Regions from separate parts of the Homo sapiens genome. Here all the other regions are linked to region 2. The links are chromatin loops, found by intact Hi-C in ENCODE. Cell type or tissue: heart left ventricle. All regions are shown on one strand. Region 1 overlaps RIN2 (Ras and Rab interactor 2). Region 2 overlaps SLC24A3 (solute carrier family 24 member 3). Region 3 overlaps RIN2 (Ras and Rab interactor 2).

Region 1 (5,000 bases), 300 kb before region 2:
GAGCAGAGATCGTGCCACCACTGCACTCCAGCCTGGGTGACAGAGCGAGACTCTGTCTTAAGAAAAAAAAAAAAGCAGGTGAATCTGGATGTGTAGACAAATCTGTCTTGCTTTCCACATCCCTGCTTGGAAACTCATCATGGGGAACATAGAAACAAACCACAGGAAGGTTTTATCATTTAATTTAAAACCTTCAAAATATTATTTGCAGACATTTGCCAACTCACTCATTATTTCATAGACAATGAGCAAATCAGGAATTGTGTTGGGTAAGGATTTCTTTGTTTCTTTTTTGAGACTAAGTCTCACTCTGTTGTCCAGGCTGGAGTGCAGTGGCGTGATCTCGGCTCACTGCAACCTCCATCTCCTGGGTTCAAGCGATTCTCCTGCCTCAGCCTCCCAAGTAGCTGGGATTACAGGTGCCTGCCACTACACCCAGCTAATTTTTGTATTTTTAGTAGAGACAGGGTTTCACCGTGTTGGCCAGGCTGGTCTCGAATTCCTGACCTCAGGTGATCTGCCCACCTTGGCCTCCCAAAGTGCTGGGATTACAGGCGTGAGCCCTGATGCCTGGCCTTGGGTAAAGATTTCTATAGCCCTAACCCACCTGTCCATTCTAAGAAACAAGCTCACTGGGAGTCCCACATTCCCAAGCAGCAGCTCACGGTCAGGAAAAGCCCTGGCCAGGGAACCTGAGCAGGACTCGCTCAGATGCTCGCCTGGTCACTCTGCGCCGTGGACGGCTGCCATAGCTGTTGCTGCTGCTGCTGAGATTCTGGGGTCTTCTGTTTTGGAGAGTGGGCGAGAGAAAAGGGAAGGAGACATCGCTGTTCCTCTCCCTCTTCCCAAAGAGAAACTAGGCCAATTGCATCGCGTAACACAGCGGCTGTTTCCTGATGAAACAAAATCTCCAACGTCTGTGCCAAGTGCTTCCTCCTCCTTTTTGACTTATCGTCTGCTTGATTGGGCAGAGATTCTGCCTTAATTCAACTTGGTTTTCTTAAAGACAGCAAAACTTGGGCCAAGTATCCCATGCGTATATAAATGTAAAGAAAACAGATCAGTGTAACAAGGCCAGAGGGTGGTTTGAGATATCCCTTTCCTGCCAAATAATTCAACACAGTGGGGACCTCTGAGCTGGGATGTGCTGGGTGAGCCAGCTCCGCATTCCTGGAGGACGAAGGAAGCAAAGGGGTGGCCAGCTGCACACCTGGAAGTCGTCCACAGAGGGGATGGTCCGGTTGGTGGTTCTCCGTTTGTGCCACTGCCTCAGGGTGTCTCTGGTTTCTGAGCTGAGCAGTCGCGCTGCTTGTTCTTCTTGGAAATTCTTTATCAGAGAAAGTGCTCCATATGCGCTTGTCAAGTAATAGCCTCCTGAAAAGAGCAGAAAGAGTGGGTCCTCCCAGTGCCAACCTCCGCTCACGGGTGATAACAGGGGATGCCAGCGTTAGAAGGCATGTTTTGTATTTTTAGTATTTCTTCAACATGCATTTCCTTGTGGGATCACAGAAGCACACACCCAAGAGCATGGCACTCACTCCTCCATCCATCCCTTCACACAGCCATCCCACAGAGATTTCTGGAGCGACCCAGGCCTGGGAGGGGCCAAGGGGGCACAGACAAGCCAGGCTGACAAGGTTCCTGTTTTTCAATGATGGGATTTCCATTCTAGTGCGTGAGACTGACCAAGCCACTAAAGTGTTTTTTTTGTTTGTTTGTTTTTTTGTTTGTTTGTTTTTGAGACGGCGTCTTGCTTTGTCACCCAGGCTGGAGTGCAGTGGCACAATCTCAGCTCACTGCAACCTCCGCCTCCCAGGTTCAAGCGACGCTCCCACCTCAGCCTCCCGAGTGGCTCGGATTAAAGGCATGCACCACCACGCCTGGCTAATTTTTGTATTTTTAGTAGAGATGGGGTTTCACCATATTGGCCAGGCTGGTCTTGAACCTTGGCCTCAACTGATCCACCTGTCTCGGCCTCTCAAAGTGCTGGGATTACAGGCATGACCACCATGCCCAGCCGAAATTATTAAAGTGCAATTATGAAAAATGTTTGCCAGGAGTAGTTGGGGTATTAAGGCCTGACGGGGAGGTGGGGGGAAAGTCAGGCGTGTGAGGTGATCCAAGGCCAGTATCCCCTCCATCAGTCCAGACTCGTGGCAACACTTGCTCTTGGCTTTTTCTTTTAGAAATTGATATTTTCTATCTCTGATAAACAAGAATTTGGTTTAAAAAAAAGTAAAAAGGAAAAAACGCAATGAGTATTTTCTAAATCTTAAGTAAACTATACACTTTGAAAGAACTGTTCGCAAAAATGTGGACACTTCAAAAATAATTTCTCTCCCTTGATTCCCTTTCTTACCCCCCCCTTCCTTTGGGACTAACATAACATCTGGCATTTAGGATAAAATAATTTACAGGAAAGTGATGTTCCTGTGATGGTGTATTTAGGAATGATCTCTTATGTTCTTGAGGAGTGTAAAAAGGGCTGACGACACTGTAAGATGTGTATGTATTCCTTCATAGTTTTTGTCCTAACATATAATTAGGTGCCTGGGGAGGAACTTATGGTCTCTGCGCTGAAGAGCCACTAGGGGTCGCCCTGAATGTTTATTAAAAATTCCCTAATTGGGCACAGCATATTTTAGATTTAGAGACATTCTTTGTCAAAATACTCATTGAATCTCTACTGTGAGCCACAGCTACAGAGAAGAAAGTAGGTTTGTAAGAAATAGAATCTGAGTCCCCACTCTCCAGAAGTTTATGAATGTGTTTTGTTTTTTTTTTTTTTTTTAAAAAAAAAACAGACACTGGCAATTTATTCCTGCAGGGACCAGAAGTTAGTTTGGCGAAATGAGTTTTGTGCAGAAGTGTCACCTTTAGGGCCAAAGTATTTAGCTTTATTCATGTGAGACCCTGCAGAAGCCTCTCTCTGGTCAATAAGTGGCAATATGCAAGATGGCAACTGTCCCCTCCATGTGGATCAGGAGCCACACGCCCTGCAAACTCGTGCTGGACATGAACACGAGAAAGAAAAATACCCTTCTTGTTTTCAGGTTGCAGATGAAGACTTGAGGTTATTTTTTCCCGCGGCATAATCTGGGTCACCCTGAGCCATGCACTTTCCATTGATCACATGTCAAGCTTTTTGTGTATAGAGTGATCTGAAGGGTTTTCCAGACCTTGCCACCTACAGTATAATCACCCTAGTTAAGAGTTTTGAATTGTTGATCTTTACCAAATATTCGCCCCACAAACAAATCAGCATGTGACTGTGTGTGAAACTCAGTAATCCAGAATACAGATGCTACATGGAGAATTTCAGGAGAAATCAATATGAACATAAGTATTCAGGAAAGGCCGTATGGAGGGTCAGGATTTGAGCAAGGACTCGGAGAACTGTTACAATCTTTGTGGGGGTGGAGGGGGGCTCCTTTGGACTTCAAATTTTAGACTCCCTAGCTCTCATCTGTTCAGGACGCTAAGGAGAAAACTCAAATGCTGGAAGCACAAAATTGACCACACTTTGAAACATGTGGATGCAATTAGAGAAGGTTTTAAATTTCAGCAAGACTATAACCCTACCACAAGAGCTGTGCACTTCTAAGGGATTCTATGACGCCTTTTTGGTAAATGAGAATACCTGCTTAAACAGCGGAAAACAGACGTGGCTGCTACCCCGCAAACCAAAGAGGACTTTGGGCAGGCACGGAAAAGTCCAATCTGTATTTTTGCCACTGCTCAGTAGCCTCTTCCTCCCAGGCTGCATAGCTTCAGTTCGATGCTGTGCAGGCCTGGTCTGTGATCACAGCCAACCCAACTGGGCCGCCTACTTCCCAAGGAAGGCAGCCAAGAAGCCCCAGACACGGTTAAGTGGAAGCAGGCTCTATTTAAGTGCGAGCTCACCAGCAGCTTTTGTATCCTCACTAGCTGTGCCCTTGTCTTTCTTGTGGGATTCGTGGAGGAGAAGACAGCCACCTGTCCATTAGTCATCAACACAGGGCCTTGCCCTGGGCCAATCTGGGAAAGGGGCAGGAAGTAGCTGTTTCTATCCTTGAGCCACAAGATACAAGCAATGTTTGTCCTGAGTGCACATTGTCAGCAACAGAATCGACTTTCTAAGTGAAACCGGCGTGTCTTTTTCCCCAAAGCCCTAAGAGCTCTACATACTTATATTACTAGAATTAAACATGATCGAAGCTCGAAAAAGAATAACCAAACCCCAAACTGTATTAATAACAAACATTACAGTGGAAGGAAGGAAAGCATGCTATGTAGACTAACATGCTTCTCTTGGTCCCTGGGCAAAACCACATGTTTGGCCTTGTCCTGTCTAATCCCAGGGCAGAGCAGGCAAGAAAAGCTCCAGGGAGGGCCTTGGAGGCTCATCGGGGAGTGTCTGGTTCCATGGTTAGTAATATTAATAAGGGGACAGAAGAGGCTAAAGGGTGAAAGCATGAAAGAGGCCCATTCATACCTGCCTGGGATCGGGTACGGGAGGAGAGATATTCATCCCCCATCCTGAGTCAGCACTACCCATGGTCACGTGGGAAGGGCATAATCGGGCTCCAAGGAGGGCGGTCCCTCCGACAGGAAAAGTTAAGGCCTGGTGAATTCACATTACAGGACTGAGGAGACTAAGGGGGCACATTCTGGGGGTGGTAAAAATGCATTTCATTCCCTCCAGGGAAAATGCTGGGATGACTCATTCCTTAGGGAATCCTGTCAGAGATGGACCTTTCTACTCAAGCCCAGACTGAAACTCACGGGAAAAAAAAAAACGAAACCGTGACAATCCCCCCCAGGGCTTGTCTGGGCTTTTATCTGGATATATAAAAATGGATTAAGAGGATTCACAGTGCACAGGCCCTGATTTGTTCTCCTTTGAAAAGATAAGCTCACATAGAGTCCCAGTTATTTCTGCGTTTCAAGGCTGTGCACTACTGTGCCAAACATCCTAATCATTTCCATGTAAAATACCTAAGCTATGTGTAAGGAGAAGG
Region 2 (5,000 bases):
GATCAAATGGAGCTACCAGCGTCCTGGCCAAACCTTGTTTTTCCTTTTTAACCCTCAGCTCAGTCCCTGTAGGAACCTGGTTTGGCTCAGCCAGTCTTGGCCTCTGGTTCATCATTTTCATGATCATGTTTGTGGCTGGGTCTGGAGTTCAGGGGAGCAGACTGCTCAGGTGGCTGGGACCAGGTCTCCGGCTTCTCCTAGTTTTCTCCCTACTCCTGGGCATTGATTGGGACTTATTAGAACCTCCACTGGAGGAAAAGGAAGCAAACAGAAGGAAGTTGAACCTCAGATGAGTCAGGTCAGTTAGCCCGCTGGTTAGGGGGCTGCACAGAAAATCATGTAGCACCTTAAGGTCAGGGACAGCCAACACTGTCCCCCAAATCCAGATAGGAGGTGGCTCTTGGTGCATATGTCAGATGAAAACATTAGTGAATGCAGGATGAGGGAGAAACCCCTGGCTATAAAACTTGGGTTTTAAAAAAATGTTTGTGATATTGAGGAAAGAGATGATTATGAATTAGTTGTGTCAGGTTTACAAATTTGCAACCCATGTAGCAAAATTTTTCTGGGTATTTTTGTTCTTACCAAAATATCTTTTTCATAACCTTCTTTTTAGCTCTTGAGTTTAATTCTCCAGAATTTATATTACATTTCTATCCAACACTCAAGGCAAGATTAATTTGGATTTGCATCATTTTGCCATGCTTTTTAATTTCTGTCCAATCCTAATGATTTGGAATTTCTCCCCAGTTAAAAAGTATAGCCATAAATGGGTAATGCATTCTGGAAGGCTGGGTTTCCTAAAATGGCTTTGTTAAGGTCAAAGCCACTGAATCGATGTCAATCAACTAATATCAGTCAATGTCAATCAACCAATGTGAATCACTGAGTCATTATTTTAGCCTCAGAAGGGACCCTTGAGTGATCACCTCATACAATGCCTCATTGTCTGGCTGAAGAAACTAAGATGCCGATAGGGATTGATCATCATTTCCCAATTCTTTGTGCCTTTCCTCCATGTCCTTTGCCCTGTGACATGGCTGTTCTTCCCACTGGAGCAGGTGGAGTACACTTCCCCCATGCCATTGATGTGGGGCTTGGCCAGTAAAATGTGTGTGGACGTGATGGTAAGTCAGGGCCAGGCGAAGATCCTGGAGGCATTTCGTGTTTCCACGTACTCTCTTGCATTCTAATGATGCACTGTGAGAAGAGCATACCCCAGGTAGCTAGCCTCTGGTACAAAGAAAATGAGCAGACACGTGGAGTAGACATGGACCCCACCTGCTGCCTGAATCAAACATGACCACCCTGAAGCCTGAAGCAGAGCTGCATAGCAGGTCCCAGCTAAGATTAATGAATCCACAGTCAACATGAAGACGTGTGAGCAGGAGAATCGATGCCTGCAATTCTAAACTACTAAGTTTAGGAGTGGTTCGTTGTGCAGCTTATTGTAGCAATAGCTGACTAGTACAGTTATCGGCTGAAACCCTGACTCTTATTCCCTTCTTTATTCTCTAAAGAGATTTAACAGTGCCATGGGGTCCCGATTGCACTCACCATCCACACCATCATGTAGGAGAAGGCTGCGATCCACAGCGTGGAGGAAGCAAACGTCACCATGAACCATTTCTCCCAGCGCGGCTTGTTGCAGTTGGGTACAGTGAAGTATAAGACGAAACTCAGCGGCCAGGTGAACGCCCATTTCACTGTTTCCAGTTTACCCGCTGGAAAAATGAAAAAGGCCAAAAAGAAATAAAAAAAAAATAACAAAGAACCCCAGTTAGCTTTATTTCTTTGCTCTGCCAAGTGTCTGTACTGCTTTCCCCAGAATTAAACCTTATTATATTGCTCTTTTTCTAAAACATTCAAATGACTTTCCATCACCAACGAAACCTGACATGCAACACCAAACAGAATTAAAAAAAAAATTACCCACTGCCCACCTGCTGATTAGGTCTCCGAAATGAGAGGGTGAATCACTTCTTAGTAATACCAGGCTAGGGGGATGGTTTGGCAGATGGCCAGGTGGGAAAAGAGAGGAGGATACTCAGGTCAAAAAAGAGGTGGAATGTGTGTAGGTGCAGGGGGTCGAAATGGGGGTGGGGAGCTAGGAAGACCTCCAGTGGGCTTCTGTTTTCCACGTTTTCGCCCGATAATAAAGCGTCAGCGGACGCAGCGCCACCTGGTGGAATTTCTCAGCATCGTCGGTCAGCGCGCCGGAATCTTCAAAGAGGATTTGAAGGCTCTCCCTAGACCTGTATTACTAACCTGATTAACTGCTAATTCACCTCTAGAAATAAATATGCATACATATTTCCATGTATTCCTCAATGCAATCCAGATACACAGTGCCTCTACCTTCCAGAAAGTTTGCTGTGCCTCTTTCTAGTCAAACCCTCACCCTCTACCACCATAGATATTGTTTTTACTGTTCTCCAACTTCAAATAAAACCATATAGGATGTTTTCGTGCCTTCCTTCTTCTTTTCAACATAATGTGATTGAGATTCATTCATGTTGCGTGATCCATTCCTTTTAATTGCTGTGTAGTATTCCCTCCTATGAATGTGCTACGATTTGTTATCCATATGGCGGTGGGTGAGCATTTGTTTGTTGCCAGTTTGAGGGTATTACAAGCCAGGTGACTATGAACATTGTTGTACAAGTCTTTTTGTGGTCATGTTTCATCTCTCTTGGACGAAGACCCAGGAAAATTGCTGAGTCATAAGGTGGGTATTTATTTAACTTTATAAGAAACTGCCAGTTTTCCAAAATGATTGAACCATTTTATATTCCCACCAGAGTTAAGGAGGAATTTTTATATTATAACATTTGAACAGTAATTAAATGTTTAATAAAATGTATTTTATAATTTTAGACCAGTATCCAGTATTTGTTTCATATATCCTACCAATCTCCAAATAGTTTCTTAAAACTGCATAGATAGAAAAAGTATCTAACATTATTTCTGGCACCCTCTGGCCTCTCTTAAAGGGCCGAGGCACAGTGTCTATGGGAGGCAGAGGGGTTTCTCATTAGATGGTGCTGGGCTCCGGTCCCTGCTCTGTGGCTTATGAGTTGAAAGACTCAGTTAATTAAACTCTCTACACCTCAGTTTCTTCATCTGTGAAAATGTGTATACAGCAGCACCGAGCTCACAGAGTTGCTGGGAGAATTAAATGAGATGATATTAGGATGAGGGCTGGGACAACATGAGCTCACAAGTCGTTCCTGTCAAAATCCTGGGAGTCATTCTTGATCTTTCCCTTTCTTTTATCCCCCACAGCCAACCCTGGCAACCTGACAGGACATTCCCACCATCTCATCATCCCCACAGCCTCCGCTGGGGCCAGGTTCACCAAGGCCTGGCTGACAACCTGGCTTCCTACGGGGACTACTGCTCCAATGCCTATCCTACCTCCATCTGTTTGCTACCAGTAGCCAGAGGAAAGAGTCTCAAAAACCAAATTGTTCTAGAACCTTCCACTGGCCTCCACTGCCCTTAGAGTAAAATCAGGTCTCCCCACCATGGTCTGTAAGGCACTGCCTGATTTTGCCGCACCTGCCACTCTCCCTGCTCACATACTCCCTGGTCTTGGCTAACTTTCTGTCCTCAGACACTCCAAGCCTTTTCCTGCCTCAAGGACTTTGCCCTCGCAGGTCTTCTGCCTGGATCTTCTCATGGCAGAATCTGCCCTGTCACGCAGGCCACTTCACTGCTCGAATGTCACTGAGCCCTCAGATAAATCTAAATATAACTCTCATCATCTCACTCCAGCTTTTCTATTTGTTTCATAGCAAATATTTTTATTTGTTTCATGCGAATATTTCCTGTCTTAAACCATCAGGGTTGTTTCTTAATTTATTTTCAGTCTCCCTCAAATTAGAATAAAGTCTATGAGAACAGGGGTCTTCTCACTTGTTTAGCACCTGATTGAAAGGCAGGGATAGTGCAGGGCTTATATTGCATTTTCAGTAAATATCAGTAACAGTAGTAGTAATAATGTTATTATGAACAATCTAATCAGACAGACCAAAGAAAATTACTTGGTTTTGAGAATCTAAGGCTATCCAATTTACAAGTACAGAGTAAAGCAAACAAACAAAAAAAATAGTAAGAAAAGAGAAGTGTTTTCCTATTAGCTGCTATGAGTCTTGTTAGATTTAAGCTTTGGAGATGGTCAAGTGAATGATGAGAACATAGAGACTGTGCTTGCTTTGTAAATCAAGAAGCCTGGCTGAGAGTTGTTTGGAGAGGGGCTTCCAGATGCTGCAGAATCCAGGATATGGCCAGCTCTTTGGATCCCAAATGCATCCTGGAATTTGGCACATTCCTAAATCCCGCAATGTGCTGATAAGGCATTTACCCATGTGGAACCTCCTAGAATCCCCTCAACGGCCTTCCATATGGCTGATGCCCTCAAACGGACAGAGTAACTCGGTTTAGTTTAAAATACACACCCAATCAAAGATTACGAAGAAACACAGGAAGAGGAAGAGAAATGATCCCAACTTGGCTCTTTCACATTCTTCAGAAAATAAAAAAAAAGAGGGAAGAAAAAAATGAAGTCAGAATTTACGAGTGCAAGAGCTTGGAAAATGATATTGATTAGACAAAGTTGTAAGAAGTGTAAGTTAGTGCCAGTGAATTTTGAGTTTTTATCAACTGCTTTAAAAATTTCTGACTGGACACTGGGAGGGCATTATATCTGGAAAACATCATTTTCAATGACATATATGCTTTCTTTAAGTTATTGCCCCTTTGTAACAACAGAACCTTAAAAGCAGAAATTCAATGAGCATTATCTGAATCATATATTTAAATGTAATGCAGCAAATATAACAAATATAAAGGTGTTTTTTAAAAATGATTTTGAGGAACAAAGGCAGTCAAATAAAGATCACCCACATTTTAGCTGGTCTTAATTTTCCTTTTTTTTTTTTTTTTTTTTTGAGACAGAGTCTCACTCTTTTGTCCAGGCTGGAGTGCAGTGGTGCAAT
Region 3 (5,000 bases), 93 kb before region 2:
GAGATTGTCTTGTGTAATGCATAGGGTAGTAACATGGTTGCCAGTAAGCACATGCTTGAGTCAAGCAGTTTAATACCTGAACTGTCTATCCTCCCCTTACTAGATCTATGTCTCTGGACCTGGAGCTTAAAATACAAAATCCAGAAAGCATAACATAATGATAGCACTAGCTACCACTTATTGAGCACTCAGTATATGCTTGACATTGTATTAAGCCATTTATGTCTATTATTTCATCCAATCCTTGCCATAACCTTCATAACAACAGATGAGGCAACAAAGGCATGAGAGATAAATTTACTTGCCTGTGGTCACACAGCCAGTAAGTGAGGGAGCCAGGATTCAAACCATCTGACTCCATGACATTAATCACTACACTTTTGCCATCAGGAATAAAATCTTCTCCCTCTAGCCCCGCATTTGAGGTCATTTCTCTCTCTCTCTCTCTTTTTTTTTTTTTTTTTTTTTTTTAAGATGGAGTCTTGCTCTGTCGCCCAGGCAGGAGTGCACTGGTGCGATCTCAGCTCACTGCAACCTCTGCCTCCTGGGTTCAAGCAATTCTCCTGCCTCAGCTTCCCAAGTAGCTAGGATTACAGCTGCACGCCACCATGCCCAGCTAATTTTTGTATTTTTTTAGTAGAGATGGAGTGTCACCATGTTGGCCAGGCTGGTCTCGAACTCCTGACCTTGTGATCTGCCTGCCTCGGCCTCCCAAAGTGCTGGGATTACAGGTATGAGCCACTGTGCCCAGACAGTCATTTGTCTTTATTATGGCCTAGAATGTTAAATATGTTTGCTCACCATAGAATTAACTTGAGAGCTACCCAATGTTGGGTTTCATTAGAAATCCTTGAGACCAGCAGCCACATTTTTAGTCCCTATGTCCTTTTAGCTTTATCCCATCCAGAAACAAAATAAATAGCTCTCCAGTAACCTATCCTATCATTTACTTTCACCAAAAGCAATAGATACATAAAGCTTTGCAAGTACAAAAACAGAAAATCACTGGAAAATAACTCAATTCTTTTCCACTGGAAAGGTTAGCATGTAAGCTAAATCTAGAGAGGAATATAATTCTTCCCCAAAGAGACATGTTCTGTCCTATCAACTTCCGCTATAAAAATTATCCAAAACAGCACTACCGCAAAAGGTATTAGGCATAGTCACTACACTTTCCCTAGAAATGATGGCTTCATGCATCTTCACGCTTCATGCATCCTCATTATCTATTGCTATATAACTAGTCACCGCAAGACTCAGTGGCTTAAAACAATAATCATTTTATTATTGCCATGGTTTCTGAGTGTCTGGAATTCAGGAAGGGCTTGGCTGGGTTGTTCTGGCTCAGAGTCTCAAATGTGGTTGCAGCCAGATGGTAACTGGAACTGGAACAAAAGGCAGAGTGTGTGGGGGTGGGGAACGGGAAGGTATGGCTGGAACAGCTGGAGACTGCTACGGTATCTCTCTCTTTCTTCATGTAGCTTCAGGGCTTTGTCATGTGATCTGTTTGCCCGGGGCTAGTTTGGGTTTCCTCATAGCATGGTAGCCTCAGAACAGTCTAACTGCTTGCATGGCAGCTCAGCACTCCAGCAAGAATGTACCAGACAGCAAGGTGGAAATTGCACTATCTTTTTCTTTCCAAATTATCCTCAGAAGTAATGCAGTATTATTTCTGCTGCATTCTATTGGGTACAAGTGAGACACAAACCCACTCAGACTCAAGAGACAGGCATTCAACTTTACCTCTTGATAAGGAGGTGCCTAGGAGAAGGTGTGGGATGGGTGATGACATTGTGGCTATGTTTAGAAAAATACAATCTGTCCCACAGACTGAAGTTAGCAATGCACTGGAAATCTCACAGAGGGGGAAGCCATTCCCATTCTCATTTTTCACATGTATAAACCAAGGCGAAGCATTTCTAAGCTGCTTGTGGTCACACAGAGGCAGGGAAGAAACTATCACATGTGTTACTTTGACATATATACAACTTTAATGATGAATATAATGTATGAAAATTACTTTTTAAAGTATAAAATACGGCATCATTTATGGTAGTCATTCATTACAATTTGAAAACATCTCTGAAAAGTTTATCTCTGAAAGTTTGACATATTACCAAGGAGAATGAAGCTCTCCTTGGAAAGTTTAATCCACTCAACTTGATCTTCCCTGGGAAAGTATTTGGGTATTTCCTAGTCTCATATAATAGAGAACTTGGCAAGTAAAAATGATAGCCAACATTGGCCTTGCACAATGTTCCCCACTGAAATAGCCAGTACGCTTATGGATAAGAAATGCTTGCCTTGGGCTGGGGTTTAGAAAACATAGGCCTGTGGATGGGAAAAGGCAACAGTTCTTGTCCATCTACTGTCCACTGAAAGGATGTCCTGCCTGGCAGCACAAAAGCATCTGCAAACTGAATTTCCCCATTTCCTCTCCGGAGTTCAGTCAACTCTCATTTCACTTCATCCTGGGTTTTGCCCATTTTAGTTCTGATTTTTTTATTAAAGGTTGGGTTTTTTAGCATATGAAAGTTCTTATGTTAGGACATTTAATTAGTGGTGGAATGTCATTAGTTTTCTTTTGCTCTGGTGTGTGTGTGTGTGTGTGTGTGTGTATGTAGAGGGGTGAGAACATTGACTAGCTGAAATGCTTAGATTCACAAACTCGTTTCTTCTGATTGCAGCTTTGCTTGCACGTTGTCTGCCACTTTCTGCTCCTTTTGTCATCTATTTTCTTTACTGGATCGTGAGTGAGAGTTGATGTAGGCAGGGGACAGCGTGTGGGTGGTTAGCCAGGTTTCTTGATTCAGATGCGCCCTCTACCGTTGATAGAGTGAAGTGTAATTTCTTTATTGTGCTTACTCTGGAAGAGGGGAAGCATGTCTGATTTTGCGGTTTTCTTTGATCTCTGAAGGACCCTTTATTTTATTCTTTTTGCCTTCTTTCTGGATATCACCAAGTCTCCAAGGGGCAGTGCCCTTCCTAGTTTCCCTCCTCTCTCCCAGTAACCTCGCCTTTCCTACGGCTGTAGCCTCCAGTCTCACACTGTCTGGTATTCCCACTCAGGATGGGGCCTGTCCTTCCAGGGGTAATGTGATCTGGGCTGCATCACCCCGGGCTATGCACACTCCTGCCCTTCTCCACTTGTCCTCTGTGGTCCCCGCCCAATGCTCTAGACAGGGGCGGGCTCCGGAGCCTGCCTGGCTGGACCTGGATACTTCTCTCACTACTTACAGGAAATTTGAAGTCTGTAGAATTTTGTCTCTTAGTAATCCTGAGGGCTTGTGTAAACAATGGTTTTATTTGCTCTATTTGTTGATTTGGGTAAATTTTTTTAAGTTATGGTAAGAGATTTGGATGCAGGCAACCACCATTATTCTACTGAAATTCAGAGTTCCCTATGTGTTTAAATAATAATGCCATTTACTGTGCTAAAACATCCATTTACCCAAATCTATTTGCTCTTCACAATACAAGCATTTCTTAGTGCAACAGTATATATAGCTTTTTAAACAAGGAACCCTTTGTAATAACTAAATGCATACACACACACATACACACACACACACATAATTGTTTAAATTCCTTTCTGACCACTATAGCATACTTGAAGCTACAATTCTTAGATATCATCAGCCATCACCAAAACAAGCAAACTTCCTACATCAACTGCATCAGCAAAGGGCACAGCACCCTTGATAGCATCTGCTGTCCTGAATAAAACTACAGGTTGCAGGAGTTGCTGGCAAAGCCGCATGTGATTTTCCAGTTGCCTTGGGGTAGCAGGCAATTGGCCAATTTCAAGCAGCGCCATCCGGTGCCACGTGCCAGCCCTGCTCTGACACACTGTGTCCGTCAGTGTCTCACTGTGCTAACCTGGCCTCGGCCCTGGAGTAGACACTGCAGGTGCTGCTCGTGTCCCCTCTTCCACGACAGCCTGCTGGACTCCACACAGCCAGCATCCCCGTCTCCTTGCCTGAGGGTTCCTCTGGCTCTTGGAATGAGCTTTTCCCAGGGAGAGGCCTGAAATGCTGGGAATCAGTTCCCAGACCCCAGTAGCCCTCAATCTACAACTGATGAGAGCGAGTGTGAACACCTGCCCTGCACCTCCCACACCTCCACCCCTCGTGGGATAGTCAGCTTCCCGGCAGGGGTAAGCTCTAGCTGTCCATGGGGTAAATTATTGATAATACACTCCATATTGTTGCCTCCCTCCCTTGCCTCACCTCCCCACTTTCCTAGGGGTTTCCTGGGACCGCCTTCCCCATCAACTACTTGCATTCTAATCAAATCCTTGTTCAGAGCCGGCTTCGGGAGGAATTCAGATCCAGACAGCTCCCCAGCTCAGGGCCTCACCTCCAGCCACCCAGAGCCTTTGCCTGGACAGGAATCACCCAGGTCAGAGACAGCCCCAGCTGGGTCCCCATCCAAACAGGGCAGGAATGAGAGGGGACGCCCAAAAACCTGGGGGTCTAGGGAAGCTCAGGAGAAGGCCCTGATGAGAGTTTGCAGAGAACCCTGGTGTGGCATGGCTGAGACTCAAAGGGGCAGTGATGGGGAAGGCCATCTACAGTCCATGACAAAGGCCTGTGCACACAGTAACTTCTCTGCTGATGTTTGTGGGATTAATAAATGAGCAGGAATTTAGTTTGAGAAAACCGTATGAATATAAACCCTGTTAAACACAGAAAGTTTTTCCAGTTACAACTCTAATATAACAAATATTTGTTGTGTTATGATCTGATACAGCAACACACTACCACCAGGATGAGCGAGAGCTGGGATTTATAGACTCCCACCCACCACCAACGTGGGGCACTCAAGAGAACCCACCACTGACCATAGGCGGCCGCTGCTTTGAATTCCTGGGTGGGGTCACATATTAAGAGAGATGGAAATGGTTTAAGCTTGTCTTCAGACACTCACTGTCCAAAGCTGCTAGGCATTCTAGGCTCCTCCTGTTGCAGGCCTGAGCTGGACAGCCAGCATACAGGTAG

Evidence for each region. Peaks named below come from ENCODE experiments on the same cell type or tissue, not always from the same donor. Only the 100,000 strongest peaks of a DNase experiment are listed, where the experiment ranks them.
Region 1: a loop joins it to region 2, with 16 times the contacts of the local background. A loop is called at or near these places in 93 of 110 quality-filtered maps.
Region 3: it touches region 2 in a loop (9-fold over the local background); 59 of 110 quality-filtered maps call a loop at or near these places.

What each region holds. Positions count from the first base shown.
Region 1 is chr20:19,993,053-19,998,052 of GRCh38, reverse strand. RIN2 (Ras and Rab interactor 2) reads right to left here. Exons shown (of 13, transcript NM_018993.4): 12 at 1,211-1,374. Among named protein-coding and RNA genes, the nearest start is that of NAA20, 22 kb to the left of the region's middle. RefSeq lists an enhancer at 4,177-5,000. In heart left ventricle, a CTCF peak has its summit at 2,584 (motif pointing right); DNase peaks (open chromatin) are centred at 1,213 and 3,812; H3K4me3 peaks cover 1,008 bases; H3K27ac peaks cover 3,366 bases.
Region 2 is chr20:19,689,983-19,694,982 of GRCh38, reverse strand. It overlaps SLC24A3 (solute carrier family 24 member 3), which reads right to left. Exons shown (of 17, transcript NM_020689.4): 13 at 1,558-1,724. Among named protein-coding and RNA genes, the nearest start is that of RIN2, 66 kb to the left of the region's middle. In heart left ventricle, a CTCF peak has its summit at 1,990; a DNase peak (open chromatin) is centred at 2,182; H3K27ac peaks cover 702 bases.
Region 3 is chr20:19,782,894-19,787,893 of GRCh38, reverse strand. The region is part of intron 1 of RIN2 (Ras and Rab interactor 2); the gene reads right to left. Among named protein-coding and RNA genes, the nearest start is that of RIN2, 27 kb to the right of the region's middle. In heart left ventricle, a CTCF peak has its summit at 2,843; DNase peaks (open chromatin) are centred at 1,413, 3,150, 3,843 and 4,390; H3K27ac peaks cover 4,550 bases.